Regions from separate parts of the Homo sapiens genome. Here region 1 is linked to region 2. Evidence: read pairs that join two places in POLR2A ChIA-PET (ENCODE). Cell type or tissue: PC-3. All regions are shown on one strand. Each heading gives the region's core, and the rest is flanking DNA. Links, peaks and the distances in the headings are about the cores only.

Region 1 (2,923 bases), core at 254-2,753, 100 kb after region 2:
TGCCCTGGCTGGTCTCAAACTCCTTGCCTCAAGCGAACCTCCTGCCTCAGCCTCCCAAAGTGCCAAGATTATAGGTGTGAGCCACCACCTCACCCAGCAAAACTTGTTAACATTGGTTTAAAATTCAAGTTTAAAAGTTTATATCATTAAAAATCAAAACTGAAAAAGGATATACAGATATTAAGGCAAGCAACATTTTACTCTGCTTCCATGCCTAGCATCTTTCTGAAAAATCAGCTTTTTAAATATCTACACTCAGCTAGGTGCAGTGGCTCAGGCCTATAATCCCAGCACTTTGGGAGGCCAAGGCAGGCAGATCACTTGAGGTCAGGAGTTCAAGACCAGCCTGGCCAACATGGTGAAACCCATCTCTACTAAAAATACAAAATTAGCCAGGTGTGGTGGCACACGCTTGTAATCCCAGTTACTTGGGAGGCTGAGGCAGGAGAATCGCTTGAAACTGGGAGGTAAAGGTCGCAGTGAGCCGAGACTGTGCCACCGTACTCCAGCCTGGGCGACAGAGTGAGGCCTTGTGTCGAAAAAAAAAAAAAGTATATATATATATGTATATATATGTATATATATATATATATATGTATATAAAATCTGTACTCAAACTATATAAGAGTAAGGAGAGACAGCACCGAAAAGTTACATTCTGTAAACTTCAGAGGTACATTAATATTCAGAAATTTCTAAAGAATCACATTATTTTTAAATCAAATATTTTAACTTATTGTATCCTAATAAAACAACTGTCTCTCTGACACTTCAGCCTCCCACAGTTCTGGGATTAAGGGTGTGAGCCACTGCCCCCAGTTGAGACATCTCTTTTTTAGCATAATCAATAAAATGAACAAACCATTTAATGAAGTGTTTTCAATTTAAAACAAATTATTTGGGGAAAAAAAGTTCTGCATACATTCAGACATTACCCACCTCCCCCAGCTCTTGCACACACACAACAGACACCTTCAGAGACAACTAACCCTGCATAGAAATCAGCACGAAATCAATACCTTTTATGTGGCCCTGAAAGCACTGATAGACCTATGGATACCCCCACTGCATCTTAGAGAAGTATCATTGGCTTTTTTCCTCTGACTATAGTGGCAAGGAATTGGAGTCAGAGTTGGCAGCGACATTTTAGTGATCTTTGGAACACAATGTCCAAAAACAGAAGGCAGTCACTAGGCGTAGCTGAGATGTGATAGCCATCACTCTGGAGATTTGAGGGAGGAAAAAGAAGCTTGCAGTTGTCTTTCATATGTTTCTGTCTTTAAGGCAGGAGTATATACTGAATCATTCTCAATATTCCTTCCATCTATGGAATTCTAAGTCCCTTGATAAAACCAGCGTTGAAGAAGTCAGGAGGCAAGATGTGCCAGGACTAGATAAGTGCCAGGAAAGTTAATGCAAGAAATGCTATTGAGTTGTCCACATGATCTTTTCCTCAGAATGTAAAGTACTGACAATCAATGTAATAATAAAACACAGACTTGGTCAAAGTCATGCTCAAGGTTTATTTGGACAACTAAATTGCTTGTATCTTGCTTTTTATTAGCATCAAATATTTTTTTCTTCTGTCCCTGCCCCCAGCGTCAAATATTTACTAAGCAATCATAAAATGCATGCTATTGTGTGAGGGGCTTGGCATTAAGAAGTCTTAGTGTGAGTTAGAAAGTCTGCACCCTGAAGATGCTTACAGTTTTCAGGACCAAATTCTAGTCATTGCATCCATTAACTACAGAGGATGAAAAGTCAGCAAGTATTAAAGTCAGACAGCTGAGTCTGGGAACATCTTCCACATTTTTGTCTATCACTTGCTAACCACAGTATGAAGGGTTACCAGATATTTGAACTCTGACAACAATATCAGATCTTTTCTTGCTCAGAGGAATTTAACTATCTGAATTATTGAATAGATTTCTTCAAAGAAGACAAGGTCTGTGGAAAAGGGCAAGTTGGAAAATCCAGCTATGGTTTGGTTGCGAAGGATAAACACACAAACACTGCATACTGTGCAACATTAATTCTTTTAAAATAGAAGTAGTAGGTTTTGGACATCAGTTTATTACTAAAATAAAAATGTAAATTTGGACTTAACTAAAACTTTCCCAAAGCAATTAACCTTGAGTCTACAAACAAAAGAAAGAAAGAAAAGAAAGAAAGAAAGAAAGAAAGAAAGAAAGAAAGAAAGAAAGAAAGAAGGAAAGAAGGAAAGAAAGAAAGAAAAAACGTGTAGGCATAACTATGACAAGAAAATAAAACTAAGTCTGCTGTCTTATATGTCATGTTCAATATAACCAGAAAGCATACCCAAAATTTAGGAGCAAAAAGCTAACTCCAAATTATCCCTTGCTGCTTAATGAGTACAGGAAGCCACAAAAGAAAAATTGCCCATGTGGCATTTTTTTCCCCCACAAAAGACAGATGTTATACAAAGTAAAGAAAATTTAGGGTAAAAATGTGTGTGAAGAAAGGCTCACAGGGAATGATTTAAGCTCAAATATTGTAAGAGTTCAACACAGACAAGTGGACTAAGGGCCAGCTAAATATGGACCTGCTCGCTACAAATAATGCTGAAGAGTATTCCAAGGATGAAAATTAATTTTAGGGGTAATATATATTAATGTGGTAGGAAACAGGGAATTGAGAAAAAAATACAAATAAAATTAAAAGAAGGAAAATTTATCCTAAATGCTAGAACTTTCTCACAATCTATGTGATCTCAATACCACCTAAGGAGGTTAATGTATAAAATACACACATCTCAAGTGATAAAGGCTTGCATGCAGATAAACATTCAAGTTAAACAAAATGAAAACTGTAATAAAATTATTCTAAATCCAGAAACAAAAGCTGTGTTAACTTTCTGATAAAAGAGAAATCATTATATAAATCATTAACCCCTAAAAAACCT
Region 2 (2,923 bases), core at 102-2,601:
TTAATATGTAACTGTGTGATAAATCTTTTGAAGAATGGTGAGAAGCCAGAAAAATAAAGCAACATTTTATGTATTTTTTTTTTGTAGCAGCTAGAGGAAAAAATGGCTCATTAAGTTTTTCAGTGCAATTCTTTTGATCACTGGCCACTCAGTATAGTTTTCTTGATCCAGGTCTTCAAAGCTGGGATCACAAGTTTTAATTCAAACGTTTTCAGCTGAACATTAATAACGCTGGCTTTCCTAACTGCTAAACAGCTGTAATTAAACCAAACTGGTGTGGGTCATAGGACCAAAGGCTAAATGGGCAGTTGCTTTTTTTTTTTCCCTGCGATCACCTATACTGAACAGGAGGCCCAGGCAAAGGCTCTGCAAAGGGAGGGTTTGCAGTTCTCCCCACTGCTGCAGAAGATGTGAGGATGTTGTTTCTGTCTCATGAATACTCCCCAGAACTGCAGAGTAGCTTCCCTTCTTCCACATTTGTTTGGTTGAGGGAACATCAGACAGGAAAAGCATTCCCTCTTTGGAATGTATTCTGCAAGAATTGCCTTTCTAGAAATAACCCTCCCAGGTGCCGACATGAATATTCACCAGAGTGTACTGGGCACAGAGGCCAGTCTCCGTGCCATGTACACTAATCCTTCAAAATGTATTCCAGGCAAGCTACCAGGGTAAACCGTACAGAAACCAGGCTTTCCGGTGATAGACACTGGATGACTGAGAGAAGGAAATCTGAGTGATGGAAGCAGAGATGAATAAATCACTCCTATCTAGCTAAGGCCCTGCTGCAGCTAGACCTTGCGACATTGACTCAAGCACAGCATGAGGCTTCATTAGAATATTGCACTCTGCAAATTAAACTGTTTCTTTTGTTCAGCCGGCTCACTCTTCCTCATCAAGAACAAACATTTATGTCCTCTATGCCTTATAATCCTTTTTGCTGGACCCCTTTTAACTTTCTTCTTATTTTGGCTGATAGGACCTACATGGGCATCCTGAGAACACGGTCCTCGTGCCATGCAGCCATCCAATGCACATGCAAGCTTACCCCCCACCCCCCACTACCCCTCTGCATCACTGCCCTGACTCCCATTCAGGAAGGTAGAGACAAAAAAGATCAGGAATTTTCACAAGCCAGGAAAGAAATCATGCCAAAGGTGGGTGAGATCTCAGATTTCTCAGGATCCTCCCACTCTGGCACTGAATCCCCAAGAGCCAGCATTGATATTCCTGTGGTGGGGCAGAAGAGGACCCCAGCCTATCTGAGTCACACATGAGAGTGTTTGGGTGTCAGGGGCTGGGAAATATCCCTGAGGTAACCTCCAAGGCGCTGGTGCTGGAACTGTGTACAAAGGATACATATGAATAGCCTGGGGGAAATGAGGAGCTTGGAGGCTCCTAGCAGCCAAAAGGAAGAGGTAGCATGAGCAGGTAAAAGGAAAACAGTGAAGTTACTAGTTATTTCCTTAGCCTATTAGGACCACAAAGGGTTGCAATGACTCTCCTTGGGCCTCTGATGGACACAAGGCTACTGTCCACAATTCCTTGGAATGTGTAATGAATAGCAGTAGTTTCAGATGGGAGGCAGGAGTCCCAACTCTGACTCTGTCTTGCTTCACAACTGTATCCTCTCAGATTTATAATCTGGGAAGTGGGTGGTAGGGGGATAGGGGAAAGGAGGGAGATGGATTTTAATGTACGTGATTTCTGATTCCTTTTTCAAGTCTATTTTTCCCTTTTAATTACAAAGCGATATATGATAAATCTTTGGCACTTTTATAAAGTATCCATTATAAAGAGGCATTATACAACTTGCAAAGAAATATAAACCAATATTTAAAAAAATATTCTTTAGCAGCAGAATCTCTTTTACAAACAACATCTTGGCAGAATCTCAGTATCTAAAACAGATTAAAGTAGAAATGCTCTTCTGAGGTCAGAGTTGGGGAATGAAGCCTCATCCACCAGGACTTCCTGTTGGCCCCTCCTTGTGGCAGCCCACAAGGCTCATTCAATAACAAAACACAGTAGGAAAAACCCAGTGGTCATGGTATTATATATTGTCCCCAAACTAAATGCTGATTTTAATATTCCTATCTTTCAATAACAGGATTATTATTATTATTCACATTTTTTTGAAACCATGAGGGGCAAATGAACTTCCCTAACACTTCACTTTTACCTGTATGGGCCAGAAATGTTAGTGAGGAAAGGAACTGAATGGATTAGGCATTGGTAAGCCATGGCCTGTGGATGCCTATTTTTGTAAATAAAGTTTTATTGGAACACAGCCATGCCCCTCAGCAGGGTCGAATAGTTGCACCACAGAGACTGTATGGCCTGCAAAACCTAAAATATCTACTACTTGTCCTTTTATGGAAAAACTTTACCAACCCCAGGCATAGACAGAAAACTAAAGCTGTTCTATTTGAGCAGTAAAGAGTTATGGCGCCAAGGTAAGAAATAAAGATACAGTTTAAACTAAGGCTGAGCTTAGCCTAGAAATGTCTAAAGTCTCTTTCTTCTGTTGTTTCAAGAGATTTTAATGCAGCAAATTCTACATGGAGCTTTTAGATTGTGCTGTAGTCACAATCTCATTTTTGTTACTGTGACAACTGCAGTGGCAATTCTTGGCTTGCCTTTCACCCTAAATTTCTGGTATTTCTCCTAAAAGAACTACAAAGAAAATGTGGGGGGAGGGGGGGAAGCAGCAGCAGCAGCAGCTCCAATTAAAAATGAAAACCATTTCCATTCCCAAACCCTCGTTACTCCCTGAACTGATCAAGTGCCCAGGAGCTACATTCTCAAACTGATAGGATAGTCATTGACCACTACCCTCTAGAGCCCTACTAAAGGGGATGGAAGTAGTAGGGTAGGGTGAAGAAATTACAGAGACATTTAAAGTCAATAAACAATATGTCAAAAA

What was found. Peaks named below come from ENCODE experiments on the same cell type or tissue, not always from the same donor. Only the 100,000 strongest peaks of a DNase experiment are listed, where the experiment ranks them.
Region 1: POLR2A ChIA-PET joins it to region 2 with 5 read pairs; 2 of 35 experiments call an interaction of 5 or more read pairs at or near these places.

Annotation. Positions count from the first base shown.
Region 1 is chr6:38,373,732-38,376,654 of GRCh38, forward strand. The region is part of intron 6 of BTBD9 (BTB domain containing 9); the gene reads right to left. Among named protein-coding and RNA genes, the nearest start is that of BTBD9-AS1, 110 kb to the right of the region's middle. In PC-3, for the core only: no CTCF peak of the experiment used is centred there; no DNase peak of the experiment used is centred there.
Region 2 is chr6:38,269,286-38,272,208 of GRCh38, forward strand. All of the region lies in intron 8 of BTBD9 (BTB domain containing 9), which reads right to left. Among named protein-coding and RNA genes, the nearest start is that of BTBD9-AS1, 210 kb to the right of the region's middle. In PC-3, for the core only: no CTCF peak of the experiment used is centred there; a DNase peak (open chromatin) is centred at 1,286; H3K27ac peaks cover 1,385 bases.